Regions from separate parts of the Homo sapiens genome. Here region 2 is linked to region 1. Evidence: read pairs that join two places in POLR2A ChIA-PET (ENCODE). Cell type or tissue: Caco-2. All regions are shown on one strand. Each heading gives the region's core, and the rest is flanking DNA. Links, peaks and the distances in the headings are about the cores only.

Evidence for each region. ChIA-PET counts read pairs that join two places held together with the same protein. Peaks named below come from ENCODE experiments on the same cell type or tissue, not always from the same donor. Only the 100,000 strongest peaks of a DNase experiment are listed, where the experiment ranks them.
Region 2: POLR2A ChIA-PET joins it to region 1 with 12 read pairs; 7 of 35 experiments call an interaction of 5 or more read pairs at or near these places.

The regions. Positions count from the first base shown.
Region 1 is chr22:24,581,174-24,589,290 of GRCh38, forward strand. LRRC75B (leucine rich repeat containing 75B) reads right to left here. Exons shown (of 4, transcript NM_207644.3): 3 at 7,041-7,156; 4 at 4,462-5,238. The coding sequence ends at 4,713. LOC124905091 (a long non-coding RNA gene) reads right to left here and starts at 33. Exons shown (of 2, transcript XR_007068024.1): 1 at 1-33. It also overlaps a transcript of GGT1 not described here. RefSeq lists enhancers at 3,291-3,791, 3,792-4,292. In Caco-2, for the core only: no CTCF peak of the experiment used is centred there; no DNase peak of the experiment used is centred there.
Region 2 is chr22:24,530,336-24,538,452 of GRCh38, forward strand. No RefSeq gene overlaps it. Among named protein-coding and RNA genes, the nearest start is that of GUCD1, 21 kb to the right of the region's middle. In Caco-2, for the core only: no CTCF peak of the experiment used is centred there; a DNase peak (open chromatin) is centred at 3,382.

The DNA.
Region 1 (8,117 bases), core at 2,384-4,883:
TGACAAAGTGAGACTTCACCTAAAAAAAAAAAAAAAAAAGTATATCCTATATGATTCCATATATCCCCAAATCTCACAAATGCAAACTGTAAAAAACAAAGCAAATCAATGGTTGCTTTTGGATGTCAGTGGGCATGGAGAGGCGGGAGGGAGGGATTACCAAGAGGCATGACAAAACTTTCGGGGTGACAGGTACATTTACTATCTTGATTGTGATAGTGGCTTCATAGATGTATACATGTGCAAAATGTATCATATTGCACATTTTAATCTTGTGTAGTGCTCGGAATGTCTACTTTTTGTGTTTCAATTATACCTCAATGAAGGGTTATTTTAAAAAATAAAATATTTTTAAAAAACAAGCCGAGCGCAATGGCTCATGCCTGTAATCCCAGCACTTTGGGAAGCCAAGGCGGGCAGATCACAAGGTCAGGAGTTCAAGACCGGCCTGGCTAATATGGTGAAACCCTGTCTCTACTAAAAATACAAAAATTAGCCAGGCATGATAGCAGTCTCCTGTAGTCCCAGCTACTCGGGATCCTGAGGCAGGAGAATGCCTTGAACCTGGTGGGGCAGAGGTTGCAGTGAGCCAAGATCATGCCACTGCACTCCAGCCTGGGTGACAGAGTGAGACTCTGTCTCAAAAAAAAAAAAAAAAAAAAAAAAAGTTGTGCATAGTTGGAAAAGAAAATACTAGATTTCATGGGTGATTGGCAACTAGCTCTAAGTGGAACAAGTGCATTTTCCTTTCCTTCCAGGTCCCAGAGAAAAACCTCCATGCTGGGTTGATAGCAGCAGCTAGGATCAGTTGCCCAAGACTCTGGATTCTCGAGATGAAGACCGTCAGCAGAGGCTGATCTCTCCTGTGGGCTCATGTCCTAAAGCACCTTATTTGGGCTCAAATATCCTCCCTTTTAGGACAGAAAAGAAGTTCCCGAGTCTTGGTCATGTTGGGCCTGTGGAGCACATCATCTTTTCTACGTGTTTCCTTTTGATGTTCTCAGCATCCCTGCAAGATGTTCTCAGCATCCCTGCAAGGCAGGCTAAGGCATGAGGAGCTATAGGCCCAGGGAGCTGAAGGCAGATTCTAAGAGCTGGGTGTGGATGCTGCACCCCTGAGCCTGGGCCGCCTGGGTTTTGCTCAGTCTGGGAAGTACTTCCAAACCCACTCTTTGCTAGTCTTTTACAATCCTGCGGGAGGGCAAAGCCCAGATCATCATGGCTGCTTCCACCATGTAGCTGCAGATCAGGAAACTGAGGTCCAGGGAGGTCCTTACTGGCTTTGCTCCAGGGACAACGAGGCTTGAGGTCTGTTCCCCACAGGAGGACCATGATGGTTCTCCTGCTTCAAATGGCCCCTTTGGAAGGGGCTTGCTCATTTAGGTGAATCCTGGGGCCGAGCAGCCCCAGTGATAGTCCCTGGGATGGCTGTAGGAGAGGGAGCAGCATGCAGGCGTTAACGTCACAGACTGGCACCAGGCCACCCGGGCTTACACTCTGGCTCCTCCAGTTCCTGGCTCTTTGAACTTGGACAAGTAATCCCCTTTCTTTATTTTTTGTTTTTTTGAGACAGTCTCGCTCCGTCACCCAGGCTGGAGTGCAATGGCACAATCTCGGCTCACTGCAACCTCTGCCCACCAGGTTCAAGCAATTCTCCTGCCTCAGCCTCCCAAGTAGCTGGGATTACAGGCACCCACCACCACGCCTGACTAATTTTTTTTTTTTTTTTTTAGTAGAGATGGGGTTTTGCCATGTTGGCCAGCCTGGTCTTGAACTTCTGACCTCCACCCGCCTCGGCCTCCCAAAGTGCTGGGACTACAGGCATGAGCCACGCCGCCTGGCCAACAAGTCCCCTTAACCTCTTTCTGCCTCAGTCGACTCACCTGGAAAACAGAGCACCTACCTCCTTCAAATGAGAAGAGAAGTAAAGGAGTATAAGGCCATCAGAACAGTACCTGGCCCAAGGGAGGCTATGGAAGTGCTTGTTGAATAAAAAAATGGCTTCATCTCTGGCCTAGCCCCAAAGGTTTGAGTTCCTGCCATTGCCACCCAGACAGCCCTGGGTGGAGGCCCTGCTGACATTGAAGAGTGCCTGCCCTCCTCCCCTCAATGCGGTAGACACTTTCCAAAACTTACGTCATCCTCACTCTCACTCCAGTGGGATAATGGGAGGCTTGGTGTACCTCATTCCCAAGATGAGGGAACAGGCTCTGAGAGGACCACATCGCCAGCAAGTGACAGGCTGGGACCAAGGCCAGGCCTGTCTGCCTCCTAGACTAGGCCTGAGTGAGGACCGGCCTGAGTACGGCCCACCTGCTTCCTCCTCCGTTTAGAGCTTGGGCTGGAGCTGTCCTGGCCAGTGCTCTCTGCCTCACCAGGCTGCATGAGCCACAAGCTGCCACTTGTGGAGCTCGGTGGCCCTGCCCTCGACAGCCTTGCTGGTGGTCGTGAAGGCTCTAAACACCTGCATGGCAATGAGGCCAACCTTCTCCGCTTGATCCGTTTCAGGCTCTGGCTCCGCTACTGCATCGTGTGCTTCTGTCCAAGAGGCAGAGAGACTGAAACTATCTGCTGCCGCCTGGATTCTCCCAGAGATTGCCTGGAACACCAGCTCGGGTCCTCGCACACCATCCTGGTAGGAATCTCTCAGTGACAATTGAGAGTTTGTGGGCTGGCTTAGGGCCAGTGGTGGGCAGGGAGTCAGCAGGGCGCAAGGGACTGGAGAGCTTGGCATTTCTCCAACAGGAGTTTCAGGGAGAGCTCAGAGGCCTGCTTATGTGACAGGTTTATCAGCTTGCCTGGCCCAGGGCCGGCTCTCATACCGTTTTGATTTAAATAATAGATTGCTCACAGAATAAATGTATGTTGGTTTAAGCTTTCACTTTCTCATAATCCTCTCTGCTGGCCCCTCCCACCATCTACCCCATTTTGCCTCACTCTGGGGAGCCTGAACACCCTGTTCCAGAGTAGGGGCATAGGGAAACACTTCTATGGCTTCTGAGCTGCTGGGCAGGGCCAGTCCCTAAAACAAGGAGAGCTGGGAGGGAGCTGGACCCCAGGATGGAGTGCTGAGAGCTGAAAGTCCTATTTAACAGAGGGGAGGGAGCAGAGATCCCAAAAAGGGAAAGGCCTGGCCAGGTCCCACAGCAAGTCAGGAGCAGAGCGGGCCTGAACTGTGAGATCTCCAATCTCTCCAAAGCCTTTGGGTAAGAAGTCCGCCTAAAGCAGTGAGATCAGTGGGGTCTGAGGAAAATCCTTTTCCTCACTGCCTCCATCCCAGTCCTGGGACCCAACACCATCCTGTCCTCACCCTCCTTGGCCATCTCCTTTTGCCCTGAGAAGCTGTTATGCATCCAGCCAGACTGGGAATGTGCTGGAATCCATGCACCACAGGGGATGGATGCGCCGCTTACAGTCCCTGTGGGCCATGGCTGTGAGGGAAAGTCAGAGCTGGTGGCTGGGGTGTGTAGGCCCAGGAGGACCCCTGCCTCCTCCTTAGCCTTGGAGCCCCCCTCTGCTGCTGAGTCTTTCCTCATCTAGCAGGGCCCCACTGCCCCCAGACCTTACCTCCTGGCTTAGCACATGACTTCCCCACTCTGGGCCTCAGTATCCCCCCGGACATCTCTAAATTCCTTTCCCGCCTGCCCTGCCTGTCTTCTGGTTGGGCTGAACTGTAACTCCCCACACAGGGCTGAGGGTGACTGTGGCATTAGGCTTCTGGCTGGGAGCCCACCCTGATGGTGCTTGGGGAGGAAGGGAGACACTTCCCCCTGCCAAGGGCAGCCCTAGGACTACTCTGCCCCCAAGGCCCCCTGCTGCTGGTGATGCGCACCTCCACCCGCTGCATGCTCTCCCACACGGGGACTCCCACACGGGGACCCCCAGGGCCTGGAGGGAACACACAAGCACTTTGTCTCTGGCTTGCTGTCTCCTAACCCCACAGAGCTGCCCCTCGCCAAGTACAAGAGGCCTGGGGCTGGGTCCTGAGGGTGGCAAGCAGCACTGTACCCTGTGGGAGGCAGGCACCAAGTCCTCTCACTTAGTCGGCTGTGGCCCCTGCCTCTGGTCTGTGCAGCCTTGTCCCCTGCCCAGAGGGCTGTGGTGGTGAGGCTGGCAGCCTGGGCTCAGACGTGAGCTTGCTGTGGGGCTCCATGTAGAGCTTTGCTCCTCCTGGGGCTCCCGACCCGCTCCTTCGCAGCTCCCCTTCTCAAGGAGCCCAAGCCCTGCCCAGATGTGAGGGCCCGCTCCCTGGAGGCCTCCTCTAACTCTCCAGCCCACAGGGATGGACCCAGGACCCCCACATCTTAGACTCCATGGGGGACTTGCCCAAAGAGCACCTGGGGGAAGGTCAGTGTGACCTTTGTCCCACCCTTTTGGATAGACACAGCCACCCTTTCTCCCCACCCCAGCAGCAGGGCTGTTGCTCAGTGACCCTGAGGTTGGTGATGCAGAAAAGCAGAGGCGGGTGTCACTCTTTATTGCGGGGTCCACACTGTGGGTGCTGGGGCCCCTCCCACTGAGGGAAGGCTGAGCCTCTAGCCAGGGCTGGCCACCTGGCCACCTATGAGTCCATTCTTCTGTCCCCTTAATCTCAGGCTGAGCATTTACACTGGATTTCTGGGGGCCTGTGAGTCCTCCTTGACCTTCATCGCCCACTATCATGTGCTTGAGAGCATCACAAGTCAGTAGCAATGAGCCAGGTGGGTGGTGGGTCACCTGGCACAGCAGGCCTGGGGCTCGGGTCCCAGCCCAGCAGCTGTGGAGTCCCAGGTGGAGGCAGGGGTGGTGGCCCCGGCCGCACTGCCCTCAGGCTCAAGGTCCAGGCCCTCGTAGATGGTGGGGAGTGAGGTGCGCTGGCTCAGCCGCCGGCGCAGGCCGACCAGCAGGGGCTGGGGCAGGGAAGCCACATCCACGTTGTTGCCCAGGTCCACCCAAGCCAAAGCAGGGAACTTGGTGGTGTCCTTGATGGCATCAGTGAGCTTGCGGGCAGTGGCCCGCGTCAGTCGGTTGCCGTTGAGCAGGAGCTGGGTGAGGCGGGGCAGCGCCCACAGGCTGGGCAGCAGGAGGTGCAGCAGCTCATCACTCAGCCCCGTGAAGCTCAGGTCCAGCACCGCCAGCACAGCACCATGGCTGCTCAGGTAGCGTGTGATGTGTTGCACGTCCTGTGTCGACAGCGGGATGCCTGAGAGGTCCACAGTCTCCCCTGCCAGCAGAGTCTTCTGGAGGCTGCTCTTGAGGCTATGGGAGAGTGGCAGGTGGGGATGGACTAGGCAACCAGGCAGTCCCCCCACTGACCACAGACAGTGACCTGTCGGGAACAGCCCAGGCCTACAGTCTGGCAAAGCCAGATTCAAACTGTGTCTTTCGTATTTTTTGAGACAAAGTTTCGCTCTTTTTGTCCAGGCTGGAGTGCAGTGGCACAATCTCGGCTTACGGCAACCTCTGCCTCCCGGATTCAAGCGATTCTCCTGCTTCAGCCTCCCAAGTAGCTGGGATTAAAGGCATGTGCCACCACGCCTGGCTAATTTTGTATTTTTAGTAGAGGCGGGGTTTCTCCATCTTTGTCAGGCTGGTCTCGAACTCCTGACCTCAGGTGATCTGACCGCCTCAGCCTCCCAAAGTGCTGGGATTACAGGCGTGAGCCACTGCGCCCGGGCCCAAACTGTCACTTTCTAAGTGGGTGGCCATGGGCAATGCTCAGAGGCTCAGTTTCCCCTTTGGTGAAAATGGGACGTGGTTGTTGTGAGGATTAAATGCACACACAGTAAGGCTCTTTCTTCATGAACTATTATTTGAAATCTCACTGTGTGCCCAGCATCCCACACCTGTTTTATTGACATCTCACTTATTTTTCAGATAGGTGAAGTAACTCTTCCATGGCCACACACCACTAAGCGGGGAACCAGGTCCTCAAACTGAGATGCTCTGACTCTTGAGCCCACATGTTTTTTTCCCTGTGCCCCTTCTGATGTCGATTCTTTTAGGGTAGGGAGAAATTCTCCTACAAAGGGACGGCTATTAGGCTGTACAGGGCACCGGGGATAGAGAGGGACAGGCCCACAGTAGTGAAAGGGGAGGTCCTGGGTGTGCAGGCTGGGGGCCGGCCATGAGGGAGGGCTCCCCGTGTTTTCTCAGTTAGAAGGGAAGTTCAGAGACTGAGAAGGACCCCCGCCCCCACCAACCCTCTAGGTCTCTCCCCAGTTATCTGAACAGAGCCCACTAGGCAGACAGGCCTTTTGGGGGACTGACAGCAGTGAGCACACCCTCAGGACCCCCACCAGCCATGGCAGGGAACAACCTTGTGGGGTCCAAGCTCAGCGTGGCCTATTAGGCCCAAGGTGGGACAGGGGTGGAGGGCAGACAGGGGAGGCCTGCTAGGGTAAGCTCCCGGCAGCAGTTCAGGCCTCTGGGCCTGGGTGCCTGTGGCCAGCTCTGGACTGAGCCTGTGTGTGAGGCTCCATGGATGGAGTCACTCCAGGATGGAGTGTCTGAGAGGGACCCATGGCAGAGGGAGCTATTGGGCAGCCACGGAAGCCTCAGTTTTAGGCAGCCTGGCAGTGGCAAAGAATTCCCAACAAGGTACAGGAAAATCAGGGTAGAGTGTGGCCTTAGGCAAGCCACTTCTCCGAACCTGTTTCCTTCCCTCTAAAATGAGAATCGCGATCCAGAATCTGCCTCCCCCGCAACCTGTTGGGAAGTCTCAGCTGAAGATGCCTACTGAGGTCACCTTGGCTGTTGGGTGGAGGGGTGGGGTGTCCAGGCCGTGTAACAGACCAGGGATTGAGGGATGTATGAATGGCAGGAGGCAGGACCGTCCTGTGGGAAATGCCAAACGGGTCACTCAGAGGGTGCAGCTTGGCTTGGGGAGCATCTGCTACCACGGGCCAGGCTGACTTCCAGGGTAGGGCCCTCATGCGGACCAGGTGAGGGCCTCACCAGGTGGGATTTCAGCACCAGCCTCTTGGTGAGAGTGCAGGTGTCAACCTGAGAAGGGACCTTGGAGCAGCAGTGAGGAGGGGCAGTGGCTGGGCTACCCTTACCAGCTCTGGGTCTTCCTCTGGCGCAGGCTGGACCCTTGCTGCTGCTTCGAGTGAGGGGTGAGGTGGTAGATGAGCTGTCGGCAGATCTTGTCCGAGGACTTCCAGAGCTCATAGTCCTGTGGGAGGGCAGTGTCACCATGGTGAATCTGAGCCCCTCCTGCCCACCTCAGGGCCTTGGGGAGAGGGACCCAGGCAGCCAAGTGTGTGTGTGAGCACAGTCATGCACCATGCATCACCGAGTTGCCCACCAGGGCCTCCCCCTCCTACCCCCCAACCCGGCTGTGGCCTGGCACAGAGCCAGGGGAGGCTGCCCTCTGGGAGCTGGACAGGCTGGTCCAGTCCCGCAGTGCCCGGCGGGAGGAAGCCCAGACAATGAGCCCTTGTTCCCTGTCCTCGGGCCCAGGGCCAGCGTCTCGGGCTATCAGCCGGCTGCCTGCCCACCCTCAGCACCCTTCGGGGACTTGCCACAGGGGGAGGAGGCCAGACCAGGCCCCTCGAGGGAGCCGTGCTCCACTGACGCCAATCCCAGGGAGTAGGAACAAGCCAGGTCAGCGTGTTCTTCTTCCTCTCACTCTCCAAGCGAGACTGCGCCTGCGGGGTCTGGGTCTGGGCTGACAGGGCTGGGGGATGTAATGTTTTACAGCACCACCACCTGGCTCTCTCTCAGTCCTAACTGGGCTCCGGCAGAGGCCCAGCTCAGGGTGGAATCCGAGGTGCGCGGCCCACAAAGCTGGCACTGAGCATGCTCCACTGCATCCTTTATCCAGTCCCTCTGTGAGCAGCCCCAGGAGCAGGCAGCACACACAGCAGCTGCAAGCCCTGGCTGTTCCTGTGATGGCCGTGGGCTAGGCGCAGAGTCCTAGGGGCCGACTGTGCAGAGACCTGGGCATTCAGAGCTGGCAGGGCCCAGAGCGGATACCCTGGTTTTGGTTGGGGACTCACTGTGACTAGGAGTCTGGGTCCGGTGGCTGGTCACAGCCACACATCCTGGGGCTGTGTCGATGCTCATGGCAGGACATCTGCAGGTGCTGTCAGCATGGGGTTCTGGGCAGCTGTGGGGTGGAGGCTGCAGGTGGC
Region 2 (8,117 bases), core at 2,070-4,569, 51 kb before region 1:
AGATTAAATGGGCAAATTCCAGCTGGGCATGGTGGCTCAAATCTGTAATCCCAGCACTTTGGGAGGCCGAGACCGGTGGATCACTTGAGGTCAGGAGTTCAAGACCAACCTGGCCAACATGGTGAAACCCTGTCTCACTAAAAATACAAAAATTAGCTGGGTGTGGTGGCGTGCGCCTGTACTCCCAGCTACTTGGGAGGCTGAGGCACGAGAATCACTTGAACCCGAGAAACAGACGTTGCAGTGAGCCAAGATTGTGCCACTGCACTCCAGCTTGGGCGACACAGAGTGAGATTCTGTCTCGAAAATAAATAAATGAATGAATGAGTGAATGAATGAATAGGCAAAGTCCTAAAAACAAAACCTACCAAGATTGAGTCATGAAGAAATATTAAAAAGCACAAACATCAGATCAAAAACTGAATAGTCAGAGATTTTACTCTATTTGCAAGCTAGGTTAGCCTACTGCAGTAGTTTCACAGATGCTCATAGAAGATGTACTTTTTTTTTTTTGAGATGGAGCCTCGCTCTGTTGCCCAGGCTGAAGTGCAGTGGTGCAATCTCAGCTCACTGCAACCTCTGCCTCCTGGGTTCAAATGATTCTCCTGCTTCAGCCTCCTGAGTAGCTGGAATTACAGGCTCCTGCCACCACACCCGGCTAATTTTTGTATTTTTAGTAGAGACAGGATTTCACCATGTTGGCCAAGCTGGTCTCAAACTCCTGTCCTCAGGTGATCCACCCACCTTGGCCTCCCAAAGTGCTAGGATTACAGGCGTGAGTCACTGCACCCAACCAGACAAGACACTCTTGGGTCAGACACAAAGGACAGTTTATTACAGCAATAGCAGTAGCCAGAGTACCAGCATTTTCTTACAGCCATTTCCCAAGCCCAGTTCCCTTAGGGCAACACAAAGAGGACCAAGTGAATCCTGCACATGCAGTGGGTTTTATTGAGGAAAGGAGGAGGGAAGAGAGCTAACAGAATTTGCGTCTTTTATATTGGATGGTTGGTATGCCTTCCCTTTGCACTAACAGGAGGCATTATCTCCACCAAGGTCACAAGAACACCTGTCCTTTGCTCTGTAGATGCAAAGCACCTGTGTCTATCTTCCAAGGCTATGCCAGCTTCTTTGAAAAGATAGTCTAGAACAAAGGCCTTCATAGTTTTAGCTGACAAGACACATACAGAAATGTGAGAGACCTGTGGACAATTATCTCCCAATAATATCCACCCCTCATTTCCACATTGTCTTGGCTTCTGGCAATTTTCTTATGGGTATGCCATTTTATCAGTCACTGATTAATCTGACAATAGGCATAGAGCAAATCAGTTCAGCTTGTCTCACAGAATTTAATTTAATGAACAGCATTTCAACAGAATGAGTCCAACCTGCAATATTAACCCCAATCCTGACCCCAGGGTTTTCTTTTTTTCCTTTATTTCTTTTTTTGAGACGGAGTCTCACTCTGTCGCCCAGGCTGGAGTGCAGTGGTGCGATTTCGGCTCACTGCAAGCTCCGCCTCCCGGGTTCATACCATTCTCCTGCCTCAGCCTCCTGAGTAGCTGGGACTACAGACACCCACCACCACACCCGGCTAATTTTGTTTTTGTATTTTTAGTAGAGATGGGGTTTCACCATGTTAGCCAGGATGGTCTTGATCTCCTGACCTCGTGATCCACCCACCTCGGCCTCCCAAAGTGCTGGGATTACAGGCATGAGCCACTGCGCCCGGCTGACCCCAGGGTTTTCAACTCAACAGGTTGAACAAATCCTATAAACCATCAAGGTCTACCTAAGAAAGCCAGGTGACTTTCTCAAATATTGACCTTTCCACTCAGCCCAAGTCATTAATCCAGGTACAGCAGGATATATTAGATATTGCATAATCTCCACTGGTGGTTCACAGGGAGGAAGCCTAGGGCAACTCTGTCATCCATACAACCTCCACCCTGGCCAGTGAGTTGCCGCTGACCTGAATGCCTTCCAGGGGCAAGGTGGTACCACTGATCACCCAACTAAAGTTAGAGACAAATGTTGCATCACCTTTCCTAATCAGAGGACTCCCATCATAGGGATAATAAGTGCACATAAGGAATGAGTCAATTATCAGTCCAAGAAGTTCCCCTGAGTAAACAAGGGCAGCCTCACTTTAGAAAGATCTTCACAGTTGTCAGCTGGGTGCGATGGCTCACGCCTGCAATCCTAGCACTTTGGGAGGCCAAGGCAGGTGGATCACCTGAGGTCAGGAGTTCAAGACCAGCCTGGCCAACATGGTGAAACCCTGTCTCTACCAAAAGTACAAAAAAATTAGCTGGGCGTAGTGGCAGGCGCCTGTAATCCCAGCTCCTTGGGAGGCTGAGGCAGGAGAATCGCTTGAACCTGGGAAGCAGAGGTTGCAGTAAGCCGAGATCACGCCACTGCACTCCAGCCTGCATGACAGAGCAAGACTCCATCTCAAAAAAAAAAAAAAAAAAAATCTCCACAGTTGTCTGTGGGCTACATAATCTATTGGTGGTATTTGCTTAAACACTTGAAGGTCTCTTGACCACCCTGAAGGGGCAAGACACTATTTTGGGGAGGATGATGAGTTAATGTTTAGCCTCCACACAAGTACAGTCACAAGGGCACATATCGTTACCCCTAGAAAATATTTATAATTGTTGGAGGTCCCCCAAGTGGGACCTATATTTGTTGGAGCACAGGTCCTGGCCACCTGGTGGGGCTTCAGGTTCCCAGTTTACTTTCTTTTTTTTTTTTTTTTTTTTGAGCTGAAGTTTCGCTCTTGTCACCCAGGCTGGAATGCGGTGGCGCGATCTCAGCTCACTGCACTCTCCCTGCTAGGTTCAAGTGATTCTCCTGCCTCAGCCTCCCAAGTAGCTTCCCAGTTTGAATAATTCAGTCTAGTCCTTGTATTTGGAAGGACAGCCTGAGGGCAGTTAGTCCAATCTATCCCATTTGTCCATACCACTAGCAAGGTGGCACTCGTTCTCTCCACAGAATGGCTGAGTGGAGTCTATGGGAATAGGGATGGGAACGACAACTGATGGTATCACAGGTGATTTTCATGGAAGGTGCAGGAGCCAGGGACATCCCCTGCTCTTTCCAGTGGACTTCTGGTAAGGTTAATGGGAATGGTGAGCAAACCAAATGGTGGCCAAAGCCATCTGTTGTTGGGGCAAGGCAGAACCCACAGTCGTTAAATTTGTTTTATTTGAGACAGGTTCTCAGTCTTGCCCAGGCTGGAGTGCAGTGGTGCCATCACAGCTCCCTGCAGCCTTGAATTCCTTGCCTCAAGCGATCCTCCCCTGCAACTTCCCAAGTAGCTGGGATTACAGGCAGGAGCCGCTATGCCCAGCTTTGCAGTCAGTTAAATTTGAGGTGCTTGCAAAAGCTTGGGAGAGCTGCACAGATCTTTTTTATGTTCATAAGGAAGTCTTCAGGGGCAATTATGAAGGACAAAGATCATAAATGCCTCCCCCTCTTTATCTCCTGGAATCCAAAGTATTTTCTGTCTAGGTGCCAGAATTGCTGCTCCCCCTCCCAAATCGGTGTCTCATTTCAATACCTATAGTCACTTCTTTAAGGAAAAAGAGGTGACTGGACTGACCAGTACCAGCCACCTCCTTTTCCAGTTATCCCCTTTGTGCACCTAGACTTTTTGATTCGAAGAGTCAGGTCCAAGAGGAACAAGGGCATGTTTACAAAATGCGTGGGGACCCATTATGTTCCCCACTTTGTCCTGTATGTGCCACCCTAAGGGGTCTCAGCGAGCAGCGTACTTGCCCAAGTGGTCATTATTCTTATGCTCTAAGACCATGTCAGTCCAACAAGAGAATCCAGGTGGCTGAAACACAATCAGGTTTGAGCCCCTAGACCCCCTTACAGTTGGACTGCCATCTAGGAGGTGTGCCCACCAGGCTGGCCTGGGATTGCTGCCAGGGGAAAGCAAGCAAGCAACACGCCCAGGAAGAGTCTGATCAGAATCCCAAATTTTAAAAATATTTCTTTATAACCTTCCTACACCTCTTCATTCAGACACACCTTGCTAGGAAGTAGCCTTTTTAAAGACAGCTGCATTTGGTGACCAAAATGTTTTAATAGGGCCAGGCGCATTGGCTCATACCTGAAATCCCAGCACTTTGGGAGGCTGAGATGGGAGGACTGCTTGAGGCCAGGAGTTCGAGACCAACTTGGTCAACATGGCAAGACCCCATCTCTACTTAGAAAAAGAAAAAGTGGGGTGCAGTAGCTCACATCTTTAATCCCAGCACTTTGGGAGGCTGAGGCGGGTGGATCTCTTGAGGTCTGGAGTTCAAGACTAGCATGGCCAACATGGGGAAACCCTGTCTCTACTAAAAATACAAAAATTAGCTGGACATGGTGGCGTGTGCCTGTAATCCAAGCTACTTGGGAGGCTGAGGCAGGAGAATGGCTTGAACTCGAGAGGCAGAGCCAAGATCGCACCACTGCACTCCAGCCTGGGCGACAGAGCGAGACTCTGTCTTGAAAAACAAAAACAAAACAAAATGCTTTATGAAAGTGTGTGGACCAGGAAGGAGGGAGAAAAGTAGAGTCAGAGACCTTGAGTTGATTTTTTTTTTTTTTTTTTTTTGAGACGGACTCTTGCTCTGTCACCCAGGCTGGAGTGCAGTGGCGTGATCTCGGGTCACTGCAACCTCCGCCTCCCATGTTCAAGCGATTCTCCTGCCTCAGCCTTCAGAGTAGCTGGGATTACAGGCACCCGCCACCATGCCCAGCTAATGTTTGTATTTTTAGTAGAGATGGGGTTTCTCCACGTTGCTCAGGCTGGTCTCGAACTCCCAACCTCAGGTGATCTGCCTGCCTCGGCCTCCCAAAGTGCTGAGATTACAGGCATGAGCCACCGCACCCGGCCCAGTTTTTGAGGAAGCCATTCCAATACTCAACAATGCCAGAATCTCATGATGGCAGGAGTGTGGAAGATCTTTTGAATACCACTATTGTTGAGTGGCTTTTATGATAAAAGGTGCACCATTGTCACACTGCAGATGGTCCAGAGAGCCAAAACATGACACAGATTAGTTTCAGGGGTTGCAGTGGTATGCCCAGAGCTGGTTGATAGGACTGCAACAATCCAATAACCTGAAAAAGTGTCAACAGTGGTAAGGCACCACCAATAGCCCCAAGAGGTCAAAGGTCTAATGGAGTTGATCTGCCATGAGTAGGCTGAGGCCACGCCCTGTGCAAGATGACCTCCTCCTATGCAAGAGAAATGGGCCAACCTTTGGTAGGAATCACAGCCTGGTATGTGGTGGTAGCGTCTGCATCAGAAATAGTCCTTTCCAGCTGGGTGCGGTGGCTCATGCCTGTAATCCCAGCATTTTGGAAAGCCAAGGTGGGTGGATCACTTGAGGTCAGGAGTTCGAGACCAGCCTGGCCAACATGGTGAAACGCTGTCTCTACTAAAAATACAAAAATTAACTAGGCATGGTTGTGCGTGCCTGTAATCCCAGCTACTTGGGAGGCTGAGGCAGGAGAATCATTTGAACCTGGGAGGCGGAGGTTGTGGTGAGCCGAGATGGTGCCACTGCACTCCAGCCTGGGCGACAGAGTGAAACTCCATCTCAAAAAAACAAGCAAAACCCCCCCACACACATACACAAATAGTATTTTCCATTGTGCCCAGTCCATGGTGGTGGATGTGTTGCCATGTCCGGCATAATGATGGATCCCAGTAGCAATATGGCTAGTGCAGGCTCCCTCAACAGCCTTATTTCCGTTGGTCTAATCAGAGAACAGGCTTCAACCATGGACATCTACATGTGTGACCCAGACAGAGCAATCACAGCCAAAACTTATTTCCATAGTTCATGACCCCAAAGATGGGTGTCTTTAATCTGCCAGTTGAGGTTTTCTAAGTGTCAGACCGAACACCTAGGCCATTGGCAACACCCCAAGAGTCAGTAAAAATATAACAAGGGTTACCAAGAGGAGTATTGGCTCAGGGCCTACTGAGCAGAGTTACTCATCAATTTTCTGTTCTGCGCAGCTGTTTCTGAGGGTGAACAGCCACAGCAGCCCTGTGGACACCATGAGGCTTCCACTTCATCAGACCATCAGTGAACCAGGCCCTGGCATTTAGGAGAACCTCTGTGAACTTAGGTTCCTGTTGACCCAGTGACTTTGCTTTGGTGGAGTGGGGGATATAAGTGTCCCCCAAAGGGTTAGCTGCCAGTTTTTTCATGTAAAACTGAGATGTCAGCAGGGCTAGACTAGCTGTGTTCTTAAATATACCATTTCCATCTTAAGTACACGTACATTCCATAAAAGCCATCCTTTTGTGGGTCAGGTATTCTGTTGTAAGAAGCCAGATAGTAAGCTTTTCAAAAGAGAAGTACCTGGCCACTGTGTCAGGGAGACAGGCAGTAAGTCCAAAACAGGGGCACCTCTGGGTACAGTCTGCTTCCCTTTGCCAAATGTTCCAATTAGCAAAATTAGTCACAGAGACTTATATAGCTCAAAGGGATCATTGGGTTGTGAGGACCCACAGGTAGAGTGGGCTTGCTGGACAGCTTCCAATACAGCTTTCTGGCCTGGGCCCTGCTCTAAAGGGTGCTGGTTGGCAAGTTAGCAGATGTAAAGGACCAAGTAGGATGCCCAAAGTGAGGCATATGCTGTCTGCAATACCCAAGGAGTCTGAGAAGGTGCAGGGCCTTCTTTTTTTGGTGGTGGTGGAAGGACTACCAGCAGCTTTTCCTTGACTCCTGGAAGGATTAAACATTGCGAATTGGCCGAGTGCAGTGGCTCACACATGTAATCCCAGCACTTTGGGAGGCCAAGGCTGGCGGATCGCTTGAGGCCAGGAGTTCAAGACCTGCCTGGCCAACATGGTAAAACTCCGTCTCTACTCAAAATACAAAAGTTAGCTGGGTATGGTGGCGTGTGCCTGTAATCCCAACTACTTGGGAGGCTGAGGCAGAAGAATCACTTGAACCTGGGAGGCAGAGGTTGCAGTGAGCTGAGATTGCACCACTGCACTCCAGCCTAGGCGACAGAGTGAGACTGCATCTCAAAAACAAAAAAACAAAAACTTGTGAATCAGCAGTTGTATTCCAAGAAATGGAATTTTGTCAGGGATTGTCAGTCCCTGCTGCTGGTGGAGATGTGGTAACACTATGATCAGGATCTCCAACACTGGGACTGTTGACTTGCCATCCAAGAGGACATCATCTGTATGGTGAAAGTTTTGGACATCAGAGGGCAGAGGGACTGAGTTAAACCCTGACTCACCCATGGCGGGTAAATGGCAGGGGAGCTTATCCCACTGGCATTGACTGAGAGAACCCCCTTTGGCACTTCAGGGCTGGAAGGAGAAGCACCAGTTCCTAACACAAATTCAGGTATAGATGCAACAAAACCAAGACTTCGAATTGTCCCAAAGGGCCCTACAGCACTTGGCTTTTTCTCTCTGCACTATGAAACTTGTCCAAACCCTGTCAGTTGAATTTGGACACTCCCTTTCCCCCATGAGACCAGGTAGGATGGTGGCTTATGCACCCATATCCAAGAGACAAGTTTCAAGGCACTTTTGTCCCCAGTGTACCTTAGCATACTCGGGTGCTCACGGCCTTTGGTCCCCCTTGAGGACAGGGAGACCTCATCCCTGTCCCTCATCATTTCTCCTTAAAGCAGCTGAGGTTGAGGTAGAGAATAAGTGAGGGACCAGGGATTGTGGGCAAGAGCCTTGCAGGCAAGAGACTGGTTCTGTGCCATTAAATGAGGGCACTTCTTACTTCTAGGTTCAAAGAGTGTGGCAGCAATTTGTGGCTCAAACAAATGAGTTTCCAATATTTTCAGCCCACCCACAGCCCTGTATCAAGTGGCAAGGCCACCATTACTGACTCTGTTTATTTCAGCTTTGGGGATCCCTTGACTCCATAGCCACATTGCTTTCTGGTTGAGGCCCCAGGGATTTTGTTCTTCGCTGACTCAGACTAGACGTAAAGCCAGAGTGCCAGAATTTTCTTGCACTGATTCTCCATCCAGGGGGATTGGAGGCCAGGGGACACCTGCACTTGCAGAAACCTGTCATGAGGGGAATCCTAAGTTTAAATAACATGAAGCCTTTTTTTTAA